Regions from separate parts of the Homo sapiens genome. Here regions 1 and 2 are each linked to region 3. Evidence: read pairs that join two places in POLR2A ChIA-PET (ENCODE). Cell type or tissue: Caco-2. All regions are shown on one strand.

Evidence for each region. Peaks named below come from ENCODE experiments on the same cell type or tissue, not always from the same donor. Only the 100,000 strongest peaks of a DNase experiment are listed, where the experiment ranks them.
Region 1: POLR2A ChIA-PET joins it to region 3 with 5 read pairs; 5 of 35 experiments call an interaction of 5 or more read pairs at or near these places.
Region 2: POLR2A ChIA-PET joins it to region 3 with 9 read pairs; 29 of 35 experiments call an interaction of 5 or more read pairs at or near these places.

Annotation. Positions count from the first base shown.
Region 1 is chr21:39,429,620-39,432,119 of GRCh38, reverse strand. All of the region lies in intron 8 of GET1-SH3BGR (GET1-SH3BGR readthrough), which reads right to left. The region is part of intron 3 of LCA5L (lebercilin LCA5 like); the gene reads left to right. Among named protein-coding and RNA genes, the nearest start is that of LCA5L, 15 kb to the left of the region's middle. RefSeq lists an enhancer at 1,343-1,637. In Caco-2, no CTCF peak of the experiment used is centred here; a DNase peak (open chromatin) is centred at 1,469.
Region 2 is chr21:39,384,403-39,386,902 of GRCh38, reverse strand. All of the region lies in intron 1 of GET1-SH3BGR (GET1-SH3BGR readthrough), which reads right to left. All of the region lies in intron 1 of GET1 (guided entry of tail-anchored proteins factor 1), which reads right to left. Among named protein-coding and RNA genes, the nearest start is that of GET1-SH3BGR, 5.3 kb to the right of the region's middle. RefSeq lists an enhancer at 763-812. In Caco-2, no CTCF peak of the experiment used is centred here; DNase peaks (open chromatin) are centred at 482 and 1,062; H3K4me3 peaks cover 1,580 bases.
Region 3 is chr21:39,329,831-39,332,330 of GRCh38, reverse strand. No RefSeq gene overlaps it. Among named protein-coding and RNA genes, the nearest start is that of BRWD1-AS1, 15 kb to the right of the region's middle. RefSeq lists an enhancer at 1-147. In Caco-2, no CTCF peak of the experiment used is centred here; no DNase peak of the experiment used is centred here.

The DNA of each region.
Region 1 (2,500 bases), 100 kb before region 3:
ATATAGCATCTAAATATACTCTATAAAGCATTCATGACAACTTTTAAATTTAGTAAGCTCCCAAAAATTCAGTGTCTTAGGATATGGATTGAAATTATGATTTTTGATTTTCAGATATTTTTGCCTATTTAAGACAAATCGGTGAACACAGCAATTAATCTGAAGTTGCTTGTAGCTTTTTTTACATGAGACAGATTAGGTTATAGTAGTGATCAATAGTAGAATTGATCACTGCCTTATACTATGTGTTTTAGAAATTTGACAAAAGCAAGTTGACAGTACATCCACTAGAAAATTTATGGCAGGCCAGGCGCGCTGGCTTACACCTGTAATCCCAGCACTTTGGGAGCCCGAGGCGGGCAGATCACAAGGTCAAGAGATCGAGACCATCCTGGCCAACATGGTGAAACCCCATCTCTACTAAAAATACAAAAATTAGCTGGGCTTGGTGGCACGTACCTGTAGTCCCAGCTACTTGGGAGGCTGAGGCAGGAGAATCGCTTGAACCCGGGAGGCAGAGGTTGCAGTGAGCCGAGATCATGCCACTGCACTCCAGCCTGGCGACAGAGCAAGACTCCATCTCAAAAATAAAATAAATAAAATTGGTAGCAGTCATTTTCTACTCATCCATTCCACCAACAAAAAAAAAATTGTCTTTATGGTAAGACCACCCTTTGCCCATCCTGAGGAAACTAGATCCCTAACGTTAGGCTAGGCAAATTATTGAGCAGGAAAGATTGTGGATAATTTTGCTAGTAAGGGATCTTCTCACTGAAACATTGACAGATTTTTGATTTTTCAAGCATTTTTAAGAAGCTACAATTACTTCTAGCTATAAGGATCCTGCAAAATACAGACATCCACTGGAGCCAGTAGGTAATGGGACAACTCAGCATCCACAGAGGCTTATGACTTGCACATCCACGTGGAGAGGGCGGTAACACCTTCCAATCCACCACCTTTCTCACAGCTAAGTCTAGAAAGCCTCATTAGGGGACATTTTAATCTGGTAGAATTGTTTTAAGAGTGAAGTTATTTATAGTCTTGTTTATTCTTATGTGGCTCTACAGGATTTCCATTGGAATTTTTTTTCTTTTTTGGCTGTTACATCAATTTTTATTAAACTAAGAGACTAAGATGGCTAGGCTTCTACTTTATCAAACATGGGACAATTGAAGTTCACTTTAGTCTTCTGTGAGAGGCTTGCATTTTTTAAAGAAAAAAGGACAAAGTCAGGAGAGGGACAATTGCAAACGTCGTTTTTCAGGAATTCTCATTGGTCTACAGAAATAACAGTGACTGGCGATTAGATTGTTGTTTGAACCACAGGGTATGAGCTGTGGTGTCCAGCATATGGCATTGTTAGGTTAATTTATAGCTATTGGTGGTGTCAGTCAGAGCCCACGGAGCAAGCAGCTTAGAAATGATTACTTAGCTCAGCTGGGGGGATGGGGGGACGTGACTGCTGTCTCATTCCAGTGCCTCTTTGGGCCTGGTCATTTAAAGGGGGTTGCATTCCTCAGATAAGCTTCTTTTCTTTCTCAACCCTATGGGATTGGTGGTGTCACTCACATTTTACAGATGGACAAGAGCACTTAAGTGACAGGCAGACCCAAGTTCAAACCCAAGCCGGTCTGCCTTCAAATTGTCCATCACCTTCTACTCCATCCCACTCCCTCCCACTACTGTAGCTGGACAATTTGTGAATGTAACATGAAAAACACTCTTGAATTAAGCCTTTATCCAAAATTGCCTGCATAAGAAGACTTGTTGAAGGAGTGTTCTAAAGTGAGGAAGAAGGAGGGGCTTTAGCAGAAGTCAGCCGAACTCTAGCTTGAGTCAGAAACAACTGGCCAAAAAAACAAATTCTTCTTGCGGATTAGCAACCATTGTTTGAGCCATTTGGATTTACCAAGATAGGTGAGGAGGAAATTAGGGACTGAGGTCATGAGCAAGAGGGCAGGGAGGAACAGCTCCTGGGGACAAGGACAGGCAAGGCTATGAGGGCTACACGGGAGCATTTGTAGTCTTTCAGGGTCCCTTACACCAACATCTGGGATTCTTCTTTTTGTTTTTGTTTGTTTGTTTGTTTGTTTGTTTGTTTTTGAGACAGAGTTGGCCCTGTCACCCAGGCTGGAATGCAGTGCCGCGATCACAGCTCACTGCAACCTCTGCCTCCTGGACTCAAGCAATCCCACTTCAGCCTCCCAAGTCGCTGGGACTACAAGTGTGCACCACCACACCCCACTAATTTTTGTATTTGTTTTGTAGAGACGGTTTCGCCATGTTGCCCAGGCTGGTCCTAAACTTCTGAGCTCAAGCTATCCACCCACCTCAGCCTCCCAAAGTGCTGGTATTTCAGATGTGAGCCACAATGCCCAGCCTGGATTCTTCTTAATCTAGATGCAAAGGTTCACAAATAAGGATCTGCTTCTGCCCACCGCTACACAGCAGAATGTGTCTGGAAAGAGAAATTCTTTGCCTTAGGATTGTGTAATGC
Region 2 (2,500 bases), 55 kb before region 3:
ACCACACTACAGCCTTGGCAACAGAGTGAGACCCTGTCTCTAAAAAAAAAAAAGTTTTAAAGTATAAATTTGCAAATATGTATCAATGTTAATCCAAGACCCACGTATAAGTGTTAAAATGTTCTAGAATCATGCAGTGTAAGATTTAATATGAATCTAAATGTAATAATGCAAATATTAATTTTTAGAACAAAAGTGAATCTCTGAATTAATTGATGGCATGACAACGTGCACACCCCGTGCTAGTCCCTGCCAGCAGTAGAGCAGGCAAACCCAGGAACCACCAACTCAGGTCACCCTGAGTCCCTGAACACAGAGGACAGGGTCTTCCAACTCAGGAAGCTCCAGACCCTGAACAGCCCCAGATGCCACTCTCGGCCAGGAACCCTACCGGCAAGGGCGGAGAAGCGGGCAGCTCTCCAGGCCACCAGCCCCAGTCCTTGGCTGCTGCCCCCACGAGAGCCCCACTGGAGGCCCTGCCCGCACATGCGCACTTCACAAGCGCGCTTCTGAGTCACAGGATTCTGGGGTAGGTCCTGTGAAGCAGAGAGTCGTCCTCCTAAACTAATACTTGGGGACCATTCCCAAGCCTGGTCCATGGCAGGGACTCACTAAGCAACGGCTCTGAGGAAAAGGGTGTGGGGGCGGAGGGGGTGCTCTCTAAGAAGATGACCACAGAGGCAAACCCTGCAATATCCTCCTCTCGCTTCAGTCCCCTAGAGGAAAAAGGAGGTGGCCACTCTTTACAGCAGAAAGTGAAGGATAATTTAGAAAAAGTTGAATCTCAAAGGGCACTCGGCCCGTAAGCCCAGAAGGCAACACACGCAGAGTCCTTCATCTGCAAAGCTCGGATTGAGAGGAAGGGCCTCCTGGCGCCTGCGCAGTGCATGTGGCTCGTGTGGCCACTCAGCCCACACCAGCTCTGGGGCGCCTGCGCAGTGCGTGCAGCTCGCAGGGACCCTGAGCCAGCGCCAGTCCTAGGGCGCCTGCACAGTGTATGCGGTTTGCATAGACTCTGAGCCCGCGCCAGTCCTGGAGCGCCTGCGCAGTGTGTGCGGTATGCGTGGACTCTGAGCCCGTGCCAGTCCTGGGGCACCTGTGCAGTGCGTGCGGCTTGCATGGACTTTGACCCCGCGCGAGTCCTGGAGCACCTGCGCAGTGCATGCAGTTTGCACGGACCTTGAGCCCGGGCCAGTCCTGCGACGCCTGCGTAGTAGTGCCGTTCGCATGGACCCTCAGCCCCCGCCAGTCCTGGGGCACCTACGCAGTACACCTCCCCTGCACCCGCAGAGCTGCAGAGCCGGTGCTCACCAAAGGCGTCTTTGTTCCCCTCTATAGCTGAAGAAAGTCCTGGACCACCTACTGAATGAACTAGGCGCTCTCAACCATGCGTCCCCGTGACCAGCTTGAAGAGAAGGGAGCGATCCCAGGAAAATTCCAACCACGCCAACACCACGGACTTGGTGTCCTTACCAGGCATCCCACCCCCACCGCAGCGGACAGCTGAGATCGCCTCCCAGGACCTTGCTAGGCTTAACTGGCCCAAGGACTTCTGATACTTCAGACCTCCTAAGGCCTCACGCGGGGGGAGGGGGGAGACCAGTGCGGGGACCAGTGCGGCCTAGACTGAGTGCTGAGATCGGGGTGCTGCCTCCCTAACTTCTGCTAAGACGAAAGCTTCAGAAACATCCCAACGGAGGTTATAATCTAAGTACCTGAGCGCGGCCCCATCCCTGAGGGCACTGTTTTCCCAATTCGACTTTCTGCTGCTTGTCATGAGTCTTTCCCACTTGAATCCTCAAATCAGAGAGGCTGTGATGAAGTAGCCTCTGACGATGGTGAAGGAGCAGCATTTGACCCTACTGAAGACCAGCGCGTTCCTTACAGCTTTTCACAGACTCTCACCACAAACCCAGTGACCAGGCCAAACATCTCTCTTACCGATTACAGGGTGGGTGTACTCTGCTGGGATAATAATTATGTTATCCTTCTGAACCTGGCTAACAACAAGTGTTAACAATCATAGGGAAATGGGTTTAGGAAAGCTAACTGGGTTGAGGTTAGAGAGGCCATAAGGTTGTATGAGGCAGCACAGGATGTGGCCACAGGTCCTGAGTCACAGAGCAAGACCCGGCCTCTAAAAACAAATTTTTCTATTTTGGAGGGTGGAGGATAGGGGGTGGGAGGGAGACAATCAGGAAAAATAACTAATGAATACTAGACTTAATAACTGGGTGACGAAATAATCTGTACAACAAACACCCATGACACAAGTTTACCTATATAACAAACCCGCACATGTATCCCTGAACTTAAAAGTTAAAAAAAAAAAAAAAAATTGTCGGCCAGGTGTGGTGGCTCACAGCTGTAATCTCCGCACTTTGGGAGGCTGAGGCAGGTGGATCACCTTAGGTCAGGAGTTCGAGACCAGCCAGGCCAACATGGTGAAACCCTCTTTCTACTAAAAAAAATACAAAAATTAGCTAGGTGTGGTGGTGCA
Region 3 (2,500 bases):
GAGAAAGTTCCTGCTCTGGAGCTTCTAAGTAAGCACACAGTTAGATAAGCTCGCCCTGTAGGGAGTGTCTGGTGAAGGGAAGGTCAAGGTTATAACTGCATTCCTAAAGACATAAGTAGGAAGTGGGGAACAGGGGAAAAGGAGGAAAGAGAAAAGAAAATAACATTTTAAAAATAACTCATGTTCTTTATCAGAAAAATGGGGGTACTCTGTTACATCACTAATCTGCTGATAATTTGCAAGGTTTCTAAAAAACATTTTTCAGTCAACTCTTGACAATCCATGCCTTTGCAGGCAAGGGGAACAGTATGTCACAAAAAAAGTTTGTAATTAAACCGCAATGTGGCCTCTGCATTTGAATATGGACATCTCACTGTCGGCTGAGTAGCAACTCCTTTTGGATTAAAGGTTCTAGGAAAAGATCTTCAAGTTGCCAAAAAAATGTTGTAAAGGATGAATTGGGAGGCATTCAAGGAGATGGAGGCCACTAGACAAGAATCTGTTGCAATCCCTTGCTGTCATATGCTCACTCTCTCTCCTTTACTCTTTCCTAAATCCCTCCAAGAAATTCCCTTTTTTTTAACCGACAAAAAGCTCTGGGCCGGGTGCGGTGGCTCACACTTGTAATACCAGCACTTTGGGAGGCCGAGGCGGGCAGATCACGAGGTCAGGAGTTCGAGACCAGCCTGGCCAACACAGTGAAACCCCGTCTGTACTAAAAATACAAAAATTAGCTGGATGTGGTGGTGGGCACCTGTAATCCCAGCTACTCGGGAGGCTGAGGCAGGAGAATGGCGTGAACCCGGGAGGCAAAGGTTGCAGTGAGCCAAGATAGTGCCACTGCACACCAGCCTGGGCGACAGAGCTAGACTCTGTCTCCTCTCCAAAAAAAAAAAAAAAAAAAGCTCTGAACTGGCTTCACATGGCTGAGGATGACATGACTTGAGGCTTTTGATCTCCAAAGATTCTTTCTTTTTTTTTTTTTTTGAGATAGAGTCTTGCTCTTGTCACCCAGGTTGGAGTACAATGATGCAATCTCAGCTCACTGCAACCTCACTCTCCCAGGTTCCAGTGATTCTCCTGCCTCAGCTTCTGGAGTAGCTGGAATTACAGGCATCCGCCACCACACCTGGCTAATTTTTTGTGCATTTTTAGTAGAGATGGGGTTTCACTATGTTGGCCAGGCTGGTCTCAAACTCCTGAAATTAAGTGATTCATCCACTTTGGCCTCCCAAAGTGCTGGGATTACAGGTGTGAGCCACTGTGCCTGGCCAAAAGATCCTTTTTTAAATAGAGACACCAGCTAGATTTTACAATTTGTTTTTACTATAGTGGCTTTGTTCCATATATTTCTATCCATCTGCCCATTCCTCATCAATTCACCTATTATTATTATTATTTTTTGAGGAGTCTCGCTCTGTTGCCCAGGCTGGAGTGCAGTGGTGCAATCTCGGCTTACTGCAACCTCTGCCTCCCAGGTTCAAGTGATTCTCCTGCCTCAGCCTCCCGAGTAGCTGGGATTACAGGCACCCACCACCACGTCCAGCTAATGTTCGTATTTTTAGTAGAGACAGGGTTTCACCATCTTGGCCAGGCTGGTCTTGAACTCTTGACCTCATGATCCACCTGCCTTGGCCTCTCAAAGTGCTGGGATTACAAGCGTGAGCCACCGCACCCGGCCCACCTTATTTTTCATTTATTTATCTATTTAATTTTGACATGGAGTCTCACTCTGTCACCCAGGCTGGAGTGCAATGGTGAGATCTTGGCTCACTGCAACCTCCACCTCCCAGGTTCTAGCAATCCTCCTGCCTCAGCCTCCCAAGTAGCTGGGATTACAGGCATCCGCCACCATGCCCAGCTAATTTTTGTATTTTTAGTAGAGACGGGGTTTTCACCATATTGGTCAGGCTGGTCTCAAACTCCTGACCTCAGGTGATCTACCCACCTCAGCATCCCAAAGTGCTGGGATTACAAGGGTGAGCCACTGTGCCTGGCCTATTTTTCATTTATTTTAAAGTAAATCGCAGGCATCAGTACACTTCCCCCTAATAATTCAGCATACACATTATTATTTAAAGCTCGATATTTGTTTATGGTTCTATTTTTTTTCCTTCAGATGTAAAATTTGCATTTGATAAAATGTAAAATCTCAAGCTTCCTGTTTGATAAGATGCACCTGTGGCCGGGCGTGGTAGCTCATGCCTGTAATCCTAGCACTTTGGGAGGCCAAGTCGAGCAGATTACTTGAGGTCAGCAGTTCCAGACCAGCCTGGCCAACATGGCGAAACCCCATCTCTATTAAAAATACAAAAATTAGCCAGGTGTGGTGGGGCATGCCTGTAACCAGCTACTCGGGAGGCTGAGGCAGGAGAATCACTTGAACCCAGGAGGCGGAGGTTGCAGTGAGCTGTGATTGTGTCACTACACTCCAGCCTGGGCAGGAGTGAGACTCTGTCTCAAAAAAAAAAAAAAAAGATGCACCTGTGTACCCAACACC